Regions from separate parts of the Homo sapiens genome. Here region 1 is linked to region 2. The links are chromatin loops, found by intact Hi-C in ENCODE. Cell type or tissue: GM12878. All regions are shown on one strand. Each heading gives the region's core, and the rest is flanking DNA. Links, peaks and the distances in the headings are about the cores only.

Region 1 (6,293 bases), core at 1,241-5,240, 160 kb before region 2:
TAGTACAGAACAAAATGGAGTCTCTTATGTCTACTTCTTTCTACATAGACACAGTAACAGTCTGATCTCTCTTTCTTTTCCCCACAAGATATCATGGTGTGAGAAGTCCAAATTACACGGATAGTCCATGTACAGGTGCTCTAGGTGACAGCCTGTTATTAGTCTGCTCAGGATTGCATAACAAAATACCATAGACTAGTTGGCTTAAATAAAATAAATTTATTTTCTCATAGTTCTGGAGGCTGGAAATCTGAGATCAAGGTGCCTGTATGGTTGGGTTCTGTTGAAAGCTCTCTTCCTGGCTTGCAAAGGCCACCTCTCACTGTGTCTTCACCTTGCAGGGAGAGAGAGAGAGAGGAAAGAGAGAGAAAGAGAGGAAAGAGAGAGAGAGGAAAGAGAGAGAAAGAGAGGAAAGAGAGAGAGAGGAAAGAGAGAGAAAGAGAGGAAAGAGAGAGAGAGGAAAGAGAGAAAGGAGAGAGAGAGAGAGAGAAGAGAGAGGGAGAGGAAAGAGAGAGAGAGGAAAAAGAGAGGGAGAGTGTTAGATATGAGTTCTAAATTTCTTTTCAAAGAATCAATATGTCAGTATGTTCAATTCTTCGCCTTCTACTTTTAAACTTCCTCATAAAGCAACCTTTTTTGATTACCTGCTCCACCCTGACTCATTTCAATCATCTACTCCACCCTGACTCATTCCTGTTACCTTCTGCACCCTAACTCATTCCGATTATCTGCTATGTGCTCCACCCTGACTCATTCTCCACCCTGCATAAGCATTTTTCCCGCCAAACCACTCACCCCGTCACTCTCTTTAAATTAGCCAGTCGGAATTAGTTTAGCCTGTGTGGTCTAACGCTAGCCAATAGGGGAACGACACAGCAGCAGGGCCCACATGCGTCAGGGTAAGAACCTCTTTCCCTCCCTTGTCCAAGTGTGCGCTCACCATTGCTTCATCTGTAAGGGCACACACTTCTATAGAAGTACCTTGCCTTGCTGAGACTTGCAGCACTGAAACTTTATTTATAACAGAAAGAGAAAGAAAGAAAGCACTCAGGTGTCACTTCTGGGGGTAATGATCCCATACTACCCAGGGCCCTACCCTCATGAAATCATCTAAGTATAATGATCTCCCAAAGCATCCATCTCCAAATACCATCATGTTGGTGGTTAGGGCTTCCATACATATACTTTGGGGGACACAAACATTCAATCCATAACACAGGCCTCAATGAGTTTCCATCTCATAGATAGCATTAATTTCCATTATGGGAATAAGCAATCTTTAACATTCAGCCCAGTCAGATTTCAGATGACTGTAGCCCCAGCAAGCATTTAACCACAACTGCATAATAAATTCCAAGCTAGAACCACTCAACCAACTGGAGTCAATATACAGAACCAGGAGTAATAATAAATTGCTTTATGACACCAAGTCTTGAGCTGGTTTATTATGCAACAAAAGCTAATCTGAATAGAAATTAGCACCAGAAGTTGAAGTGTTACCATAACAAAAACTATAACGTGGCATTGTTTTGGGACCAGTAGGAGAGCAGTAGTTGAGAGTGTCTTAGGAGACTCAGTGAAGGCTGATGACGGCGAGATTTTGTAACTGAAGTCTGGAGAAAAGAGAGGATGCCCATTATGTAGTGGCCTGAAAGTCTGGCAAAACTATTGACTGCAGTAATGTTGCAAAAATAAAATTATGCCTAACAAAATGCCATAGTTGGTTAAGAAAATTGCTAAGCAGAAGGTTGAAAATGTCAATTTTTTTTAAAGCCACCTATGATAAGTTATGGATATAGAGAAATAATAAAAAAGGAACTACTCATCAATCAAGCAGAATTTAGAGAAATATAATAAAGTTGCTACTTCCTAGGTTCAAAAAAACCTATTATCCCCCAAATATCAAAAGAATATAATTAAAAAGACACAAACTGAGAAATGACTCTATTCTTTATTTCTCTTATCCTATATTATTTTCATGATTCATCTTTTCAATCCATGATTTCTAGTACTTTAAACTTCTAAGCACTTTTGTCAAGCAAAACTGGCTTTTTAAAAAAATCATCTCTGCCCTGTGTCATTTTTAATTAGAATGGAAGGTATATTTTGAAAACATTATTAGAAATGTAATGTACAAACTAATTAGGGGTAAGGATTAGTGAGCATGTCTGGATTGTACCAACCCTACACATTCCAAAGAAAGTTTTGGCCCTTGACCAGCTCCTGGGAAATAACTTCTAAGCCCTTGGAATATCTGGCTTGATGAGGATGTCTTTGTGCCTTGGTCCATCCTTGCACTGCTATAAAAAAATACCTGAGACTGGGTAATTTACAAAACAGAGATTTAATTAGCTCACGGTTCTGCAGGCTATATAGAAAGCATGGCTGGAGGGTCCTCAAGGAGCTTTTACTCATGTCAGAAGGCAAAGCCAGAGCAGGCATCTTCACATGGAGCAGGAGGAACAGAGAGAGGGGGATGTGCTACACACTTTTAAGTGATCAGATCTCTTGAGAACTCTATCACAACTATAGTACCAAAAGGGGGAAACTCATTTCCATGACTAAATCACCTCCTACCAGGCCCCATCTCCAACACTAGGGATTAAAATTCAACATAAGATTTGGGTGTGGATACAGACTCAAACCATATCAGTGTGTTACCTGGAGTCTTGGGCCATGCCAGATAGTTTATGCTAACAATGTGCTTTTTGGTAGGGAGTTTTTGGCCATATGGTATCAGTTTGACTTCTAGAGGAGCTGGAGACTGAATAAGGCCAGTCACAGATGACCTAAATTTGATGACCTCCTGGTGACCTAAAGTTGTTACTTTATAGTGGTTAAAAAGTCACCAAAATTTTCTGGCCTCGGTTTCATTATTTATACAATGGGATAATGATAGATCCTCTACCTAGGTCATAAAGTTGTCACAAAAGCCAAAATATAATATTGGTAAAAATACACTGCAAGTTATGTGGTTTCAAATTCTATAACCACTGCTACCACTACCTGCCTTACAACCAGTATATATTATTTCTGTACAACTGTATTATTACTGTAAAACTGTAAAACTGAGGTCGAAAAGGCCAAGGGATTGAGACAGTCTTGCTTTAGCTAAAATCACATTAAAAAGTAATCTTCAGGCTTTTTTCCTCAAAATGATGTTAGGAAAATAATATTAATTAAAGAAGCTATTAGCATTAGCCATATTCTTAAACAAAATATATAGCCACCATTTTTTCTTTTTTGAGAGGGAGAAATATCTTCTACTAGAAGGTGCTGAATATAGTTTGTTTGTTTGTTTTATATTAACCACAATACATAATGAAAATATGAATAAAATTCTCTCCTTAGGGCCAAATTCTTCTTTCTTGAGCAAGAGAGAAAACCTAAAGACAAGCTATTTTGTTGTAGATTGTCAAAAAAAAAAAAAAAAAGAGAGGCATTACAAACAACTGGAATTATTCAAGGAATCATGGAAAATAGGGACTGTCTAAATGAAAAAAAAAATCACCTCATTGCTCTTTACACTTCATTTGAGGATTTTATGCACTGTTAATTTATTCATTGAGTTCTGGTTCTAAATGCTCCAGTGGAATCAAGACTGCTTTTCTCAAGGGGCAGGGAAAATGCCATAGGGTTTTCAAATCAGAATTCGTGTTAATAATTCTAAAGCAAAGGCTTCTCTGCTGAAACAGAAAGATTAACTCTGCACGTATTCCTGTCCCTCACCTTTTAATTTTTTTTTTTTTTTTGGCATTAACACAAAATGTGTTTTGTTGACTCATGGTGTGCCATATTAGTTAAATTAAACATCAAACATCTGTCTAACTTTAAGATTCCAACATGAGTATGTTGGCAGTCTCAGTAAAACTGGGGCTGTTAAAGGCCTTCAATCAGTCAAAGGGATAGAGCTGCAGTAATGGCAAACTCAGCAAGCAATTACATCAAAGGATTTAAACTCTATTTCAGTAATGCCTTCTGGATAATGACATTGATCTCAGCACTCCCCTTGCAGATTTCCTGGTATTGCAAAGCAGGATTCTGCATAGTTTCGCATTTAGAAAAACACCATTCACCATTTCTTTTTATGTGAACATAGTTCAATTCTCTTGAATACACCTACACAGCTATTTCTATAAAGCTAATAGACTTTTATTCATAAAGCCAAAATTCATGCTATGTACACAATCCTTTCTTTGTTCTTTTCTGTCACACCAATTTTGCCAAAGTGGTAGAAGTAATGAGAAGATTATGCTACCTTTTACACTCATACTATTTTTACCTTAACACAAGCAGTATAAACAGATCAATCAATCAATCAATCAATCAATGTTTTGCTCTTTCTCTTTGTATTTTAACCTTCACTCAGTTTGCTTATCTTTAGGGGTTGATATGCATAAATGAAATTATTGTAGATGAGAATGTTTTACATTAAAAGGATTTTTGTAAACCTAAACCCTCCCTCCCTTCTTTCCTTCTTCTGTTTTTTTGCAGTCTCGGGGGTTGAGGTGTCGGGGGACATATTGGTTTAGGGAGATTTGTGAACTATCTGTAGATCACTTGAGTGGGTTTTAATGCTGGCTAAGTAGTTTTTAAGCAGTTGTTCTAGTGAAGGAATAGCTAGATGTAACTTCATCCTTAAACGTAGGTGCTATAAAGCAACTCTCCAGTTTATCAAAGTTATGTGTGGTTTCCTGCTTTAAAAGAAGTAAAAATTCAAATCTAATGCTACACAGAGACTACATTTTTTTAAATTTTTATATATTTAAGGGGTACAAGTGCATATTTCTTACATGCTCGTATTGTATAGTGGTGAAGTCTGGCCTTTTAGTGTACCCCTCAGCAGAACAGTGAACATTCTACCAAACAAGTAATTTTTCAACCTTCACCCTCCTCCCACCCTCCCACCTTTTGTAGCCTCTAATGTCTATTATTCCCCTCTGTAGGCACATGTGTACCAATTGTTTAGCTCTCACTTATAAGCAAGAATATGTGGTATTTGACTTTCTTTTTCTGAGTGATGGCACTTAGGATAATGGCCTCCAGTTTCATCCATGTTGCTGCAAAAGACATAAATTTATTCATTTTTATGGCTGAGTAGTATTACATACACATATACTATTACATGTGTATGTATATATACACCATTAAATGTGTGTATATATGTATATATATACCATTACATGTATATGTATGTGTGTGTATATATACATATATATATATATACACACACACACCATTACGTGTGTGTAAATATACATTTTCTTTTAAATTAATTTTTTTTTTCAGATGGCGTCTTGCTCTGGCACCCAGGCTGGAGTTCAGTATCACGTTCTTGGCTCACTGCAACTTCCGCCTTCCAGGTTCAAGCAATTCTCCTGCCTCAGCCTCCTCCAGAGAAGCTGGGATTACAGGTGCACGCCACCATGCCCAGCTAATTTTTGTGTTTTTAGTAGAGATGGGGTTTCACCATGTTGTCCAGGCTGGTCTCGAACTCTTGACCTCAAGTGATCTGCCCTCCTCGGCCCCCACAAAGTGTTGGGATTACATGCATGGGCCACAGTACCCAGCCTATATATACATTTTCTTTATTCAATTCTTTTTTGATGGACATTTAGGTTGATTCCATAACTAGCACTTGTGAATAGTGTTGTGATAAACACATGAGTGCAAGTATCTTTTTAAATAATGATTTCTTTACCTTTGATTTGATACCCAGTAGTGAGATTGCTGAATCAACTGGTAGTTATAATTTAATTCTCTGAGTAATCTCCATGCCATTTTCCATAGAAGTTGTACTAATTTACATTCCCACTAGCACTGTATAAGTGTTTCATATTCTCTTCATCTTCAACAACATCTGTTGTTTTTTGACTTTTTAATAATAGCCATTCTGACTGGTATACAATGGTATTTCATTGTGGTTTTAATTTGCATTTCTCTCACAATTACTCAGGTTGAACATTTTTTTCATATGTTTTTTGGTCACTTGTATGTCTTCTTTTGAAAACTGCCTGTTTGTGTCCTTTGCCCCCTTTTTCATGTTTTTGTTTTGTTTTGTTTTTCTTGTTGAGCTGTTTGAGTTCCTCACAGATTCTGGATATTAGCCATTTATTAGATACAGGGTATGCAAATTTTTTTTCCCATTCTGTAGGTTGTCTGTTTATTCTGGTGACTATTTCTTTTACTGTGCAGAAGCTTCTTAGTTTAATTAAGTTGCATTTGTCTGTTTTTGTTTTTGCTGCATTTGTTTTTGAGGTATTCATATATTCTCTGCCTAGGCCAATGTACAG
Region 2 (6,293 bases), core at 1,260-5,259:
CATATGCATTTATTTACAGTCTCTTTTGAATTGTCTCTGTTAATTGATTATAGAATTCTCCCTTCAATGTGGTCTACTAGATACTGCTTGCTTAATTTATATTTTAACCAATCAAATTTTGATTTCTTGCTATTGCAGCATAACTGTATAACATTAGTTTTGTGTACCTGTTTCTGCATGCTGTTGGCCAGTGCCAAAGAAAGACATTTTAGCATTTTTTTAAATTAAAAAAATTTCTGATTGGAATGTGAGCTACGTTATGATTTAATTTATTGGGCAGAGAATTGCTAGTATAATTCCTATATTGCAATGTTAAATATACATACTGCTTGTTTATAAATTCAGTGAGTTTAGAATTTTAACCACATCAATGTTGACATCGTATGGAAAACACTAGCTTACTAAAGTGGCGAATGAAATATTATGTTTCAAGAAACGGCTTGTCTTATACCAAACTCCATATTCTTTCTACTGTCTCATCATGACTCTACTATGCATCTATCAGGCTTCCATACAGACAAGAAGGAAGTTGGGATTAAAATAAGAAGATCTTCTAAATATGCTCAGGTGTTGGTAATTTAAGTCAAAATTTATCAGCTTACTACTCTGTCACTCTTATAAAAGTATAGATGTTGAAAGATGATTTTTTTCTACTGCTCTGGTCATGAGTCTACGCTTGTTCTCTTATGCAATTCATATGGGAAAATACAGAATTGAATAATCTTACCATTGCCATTGTATTGCTAAACTAAGACAATGTGCTCCTTCCTCAAATCCTGCTAACCCTGCTTTTGAGATATATGGCACTAGTCAATCTCTAAAGGCTAATGATAATCATACAAGATAAAATAAGAGCACTTCTTTTCCAGGAGTAGGATATTATAAAATTACAGAAAAGCCAAAGATCACTTAATTTAATATGGGGCATATTAATTTAGCATCCAAGGAAATTGAAATAGAGTCAAATTACTCAGTAAACCTGGGCATCCTGTTCTTGTTTTTATTTTGCTACACTAAAGTTTATATCAAGAGGAGTGTTTTGAGTACTGTGACCAAAAAAAAAAAAAGTTTATTGAATTTTGCTTTTTATTGCTTCTGCTTGGGCACATGGAAAACCACACTTCCTAGCTTGTTAGGCAGATCATTTGACTATTTTTGATGAAAGATTTTGAGCATAAAGGACATTTGTCACTTCTGGCCTGAAGCAATAGAAACTCCCTATGTAATTTTTCAATTTTTCTTCTTTGAAGCAGATATCTTGATAAAGTCTTTTTGAGCTGGCAGAGCCACAAGATTGAAGTGAACTTTATTCCTCCTGCTTGAGGACAGCCTTCTTGGGCTTTTTTGAGTGAGAAATAAACTTTGCTTACATTAAGCCACTGAGATATGGGGTTGTTTGCTACCCAAGGAAAAGCCTATACTTTTCTGACTTATTCAAGTACTTAAAGATGCTAAGGGGGAGCCTTAACATCTTTGTGAATACTAGAGTTAAAAAAGAAACAAAAAACAAACCCACGGTTTTGTAAACTAGAAAACCACTGACTTAAAGTCAGATGCAAATAGACAAGCTTGAAAACTGGGGAACAATTATTATAAATTGAATGCATGCTATGTGGGACTGGTACCTCTGGTTTTATTTCCTTTTAGAATTTACTTCATCTTCCACTGCAACTACATTGCACATTTAGGAGAGGAGAAATGCATATTAGAAGCATAAAAATAGAATTCTTTCCTTGAGTAGACACCACCTGCTCTGTGCAGAGTTTTTTATTCTCTTTTTAATTTTAGCAAGGTGCATTTGACAAGATTTTTCTATCTGAGGAATACTGTCAATGAAGGAAGTGGATCTGCTTTATTCTGGAGAAATGCTATGAGTAATGATAGTCACAGATCAGCAGCACTGTAAGAAGGTATTGCAGCATAATCAAATGCTGCCTGTGGACTAGCAGAGTGATTAAACAATCAATCATTGGTTCTTGGAGAATTGTATCTGTCTGTTTAAAATAATTTAAACCTACTGATGTATAGATTCTTAATTTAAAATTTCTTACATGCCTAGCAGACTGAGCATCATTTTTTTAAAAAGTTAATAATTAAGGAGTAGTTTGGTAACAGTAGAAACAATTGGCATGTTGTGTACTTGGCCAAAAAAATATTGGCTGTATTTTGACTTGGCGGCAGGAACATAGACTGTTAAAGTGTTGCTTTCCTTGGTATGATGGCACTGGCAGAGGATGACTATCTACTACACAGTTAGAAAAACAAAATAACAAAGATTTGCATTTAAAAATGTTTTTAATAATTTAATAAGATTTATAGCTCAATATAACTGGCAACTATTTGTGGTATACTTGTTAAGCATATTTGTGGTATTTTTTCACTAGAAAAACAGACTGTAATTAAAAAGCAGTGGTATTTGTACTTAAAAAAGAGTAGGTGACTCGAGAATATATAATTTTAATTAGCAAATATATTTATTTGTGTATATTACCGCCATATTATGTGCACGTTGTGAGCTTATAGATGAATGAATAGACATTTGAACACTTTGTATGTACTTGTAACATTGATAGATGTTCTCTAAATTGAGGTGCATTTGTAAAAATAATATTTTACAAAACTTTGTGAATATCTTTCCTTCATAAAACAGGATCTAGATACGGGTATTAATGTGAATTAATCATCTTCCTTTTAATGTCTTAGAAGTTCCCATTTTAATCTTGGATCCATCTTGGGTTGATGAAACCTAAAAGGAACTTAAAACTAGACTTAGAATACTCTCCCCTGAAAAAGTGCTCATTTCTAAGATGGAACCATGGTTGTACATTGAATTAAGGCCCCCATTCTCTACTCTTCCCTATATCCACTTCCTTTGCTCTATGAATTTTCAGTTTTTCTCACAAACAGTGGATTATTTCACTACACTTTGAATTAGAATTCTGCCATATGACATGCTTTGGTTAATAATCTGTCTGCTAGTGGAGGGGACATGAGTTGAGACTTTAAATGTTTCATTATGATTGGGACTTCCTTTATGCCTCTGCAATTACTTGGAGAAGAACATGCTTTAGCTAGACTACTGGTCTAAGGAGGAAGAGAAACATGTAGATCAGATGAAAGCTCTTAGATCTGCAATGTGTGGTGTGTGGTCACCACAGGTCGACATGTAACCACCCCAATATACCCATGAGAATAGTGTTGCACCGTTTTAAACCACTGGGTGCTGGGATGCTTTCTCATGTCATGTTACTGCAATGACAGCTGATGAATAAACTAAAGAATTACATAGTTTTAAAAAATTAGAGCTGGATCATTTTTCTGGACTAAGGTGAAAATTTCTAAGATGTGAAAGAACTACTATCATCTAGTATTCTGTTTCTATTTATGAGCCCAGCAGGAAATATTAAAATGGGTCAGTACATTTTATTATTTTTGCTCATGGGTGCCAATATCTACTCCCCTTTTTTTTAAGATGTGGATTTTTTCTATCTTGACACTTGAGACCTTAAAATTCTCTGTAACTTTTTACCTGTATGGGATGTCTTTTAAAATTACCTAGATAATTCTGAAATTTCTCAGTTTCATTAACTTTCCTTTTATTTAAGATATCTACCTGATTCCTTTAGCCTTATATACTATATTCTGACTACACTTAAACTTACCTATCTGATTTCTTTAGTCTTGTATACTATATCCTAGCTAAAGTTACCTATTATTGTCCTGCTATGTCACCAGATAGACCTTAGTACTATATATGGCACAACAATTTCTTACTTTCCTTAAAATTTAAAAATATCAAATTGGTATGTAGACATCTAGCAACATGATTTTTAAAGATATATACTTATCTTGATTTTATCCAGCTCTCATTATATGAACAATAGCTGATAATCTGTTACTTATAAGGCATCTATGATCCAAGTCTTAGTCTATAATCTGAGACATTTTATTGTTAAAGTGTTTATAAATCCTGAGGCTGGATGTAAGAAGCTAAAATTAAAAGTGCTAGAAAAAAACCTAATACTTTTTTTCTTAACATTTGAAGAAGTATAGATAAAAGAGCTCCAAGCAGAGACAAAAGAAGAACTAAAGTGATCAAAGTCAGAAGAGCAATGTTTGCCATCTGCCTTCCAGATTTATTATGGGTGCGCCTTATGACTAACTCGTGGGTTTATGTGGGATGTTATTGTGAAAATCACTATAAGATATATAACATGAGCGAATGGAAAAGCAGAAGGCTATTCAAACACATTTGAGCTATAGTCCTTTAGTAACAGCTGGCTCATTTTACAATTTTTTTATTTCAGACAGGGTAATATCCTGGTGGCAAAAATCCAAAACCAGTATAAATTTCTTTCACTTTATAAAAAGCTTTTCTTTAACAACTATAATATGAAACAATAGGTTTTGATTTTGTGATGCAATATTAAATTGCCTCAATCAGATATAAGTATGTTTGGATAATTCTAGTATATAACTTTTGTGTGCTTGCACATTTTTTATCATCAGAGATATTTTCTAAAATTATTAAATATTACATTTAAAATAGTTAACTGATTATGTGCTACAACTTTCAGAATACACAGAAATATAAATAATTTTAGGACCAGGCCAGTTATTAAACTATTCATTAGTTTAAACTCTAACTAGACACAATTATGATTCTTCTTCTTTGGGATTTTTTTAACCGAGGAATTAATGTTTAATATTGTAGTGAATGTTCATAGGAAAGTAAGATATATTTATATAATCTTTAAGTGCAAGCTTTGATTGAAATATTTTATCTATGTATACATATGCACAAATTCCAAAGGTAAAGCTTCATACATTTTCGCAGCGTGAATGCACCTGTTTAACCTATACCCAGATATAGCAGTCTAGAAGTTCCTCTTACACACATTTGTTTTTTTTTTTTGTTTTTTTTTTTGTTTTTTTTTTTGAGATAGAGTCTTGCTCTGTTGCCCAGGCTGGAGTGTAGTGGTGTGATCTTGGCTCACTGCAACCCCTCTGCCTCTGGATTAAAGTGATTCTCCTGCCTCAGCCTCCTGAGTAGCTGGGATTACAGGCGTGCACCACCATGCCTGGCTAATTTTTGTATTTTTAGTAGAGACGGCGTTTCACCATATTGGACAGGCTTTTTAATAACTCAGTACCTTCACTTTCATCAAGAATAACCACTAACAATTGTATATTAAAAAATTATTTCAAAATCAAATTTTCTGGAGTTTCTTTTTCTAGTAAGCAAAGCATCTCTTTATCATATGAAAATGGACTGAGAGCATATGTTAGAGTTTGAAAGTAGTTTACCATATGCCGACTGTAGTGTTAAGTCATAAATGTCCTCAAATCCTTTGACACTCCTCCCATCAAAAGGTGAAATCTATGTTTCCTTCCCTTGAATCTGGATGGACTTTTGACTGTTTAGGAAGAAATGCTGAATGCCTTCAGAGGCTAAATCAGATAGAGCTTCTACCCGATGGTTTTTGAAAGTTCACACTAAAACACAGCCTTCAACCTCTGATAGCCTAGCAGCCATATGAATAGGCCATATAGAGATGCTCCAGCCAATAGCACTAGATGGGGTTCCAGATGATAGTCAGCATCACTTCAAGATAAGTGAAGGGAGAGAACTTTGTGGCGAAGCCAGCCCAGCGTCCACCTGACTATAAAACTTGTGAGATCCTGGGTGAGAATCACCTAGTTGAACCCACTCGACCCTTAGGAATATGAAAGGTTATAATAAAATGTATGTTACTACTTTTTTTGGGTGATCTGTTACTAAGCAATAGTAACTAAACCAATTTTTGTATTTGAAAGTGCTGTAACAAAAATGCACAACTCGTGTCATTGGCTTTGGAACAAGACAAGAATGAAAGGTATCCAGGAGTGTTTCGGGGAAAGTTTAGGGTTGTGAGGAGAGGGTAAGCAGAAGTCTAAAGGGCATCAGGAGTATATGGGGGCTTGAAGGAAGATAACAAAATATTCTGTAAAACTAGAAGAGGACCCTCATTTGGCAAAGAATTTGGTGACGCTGACATGTGTGGTAACATGAAAATAGGAAATGTAACTAAAGGACTTGAGAGCACAACTACGCTGATTTTCAGGCAGACTATTAAAGGTACCACTTGACTTTCTAGCTGACTATACTCAAATGTGAGAAGAGAGAGGAAAGTTAAAAAAAGGAACTCTGCAGTTTTCAAAAAATATTGAAAAGATTTGTATAAGAGATACAGTTTGCTCAATTAAAAACATTAAAGTGTTTCTCGTTGCTTTTTGGATGGTACATATGTTTC

The links. Hi-C counts contacts between places; a loop is a spot of excess contacts. Peaks named below come from ENCODE experiments on the same cell type or tissue, not always from the same donor. Only the 100,000 strongest peaks of a DNase experiment are listed, where the experiment ranks them.
Region 1: it touches region 2 in a loop (2.2-fold over the local background); 1 of 110 quality-filtered maps calls a loop at or near these places.

What each region holds. Positions count from the first base shown.
Region 1 is chr4:159,977,366-159,983,658 of GRCh38, forward strand. The region is part of intron 2 of LOC107986324 (a long non-coding RNA gene); the gene reads left to right. Among named protein-coding and RNA genes, the nearest start is that of LINC02233, 200 kb to the left of the region's middle. RefSeq lists an enhancer at 1-185. In GM12878, for the core only: no CTCF peak of the experiment used is centred there; a DNase peak (open chromatin) is centred at 2,834.
Region 2 is chr4:160,139,601-160,145,893 of GRCh38, forward strand. No RefSeq gene overlaps it. Among named protein-coding and RNA genes, the nearest start is that of LINC02233, 360 kb to the left of the region's middle. In GM12878, for the core only: no CTCF peak of the experiment used is centred there; a DNase peak (open chromatin) is centred at 3,121.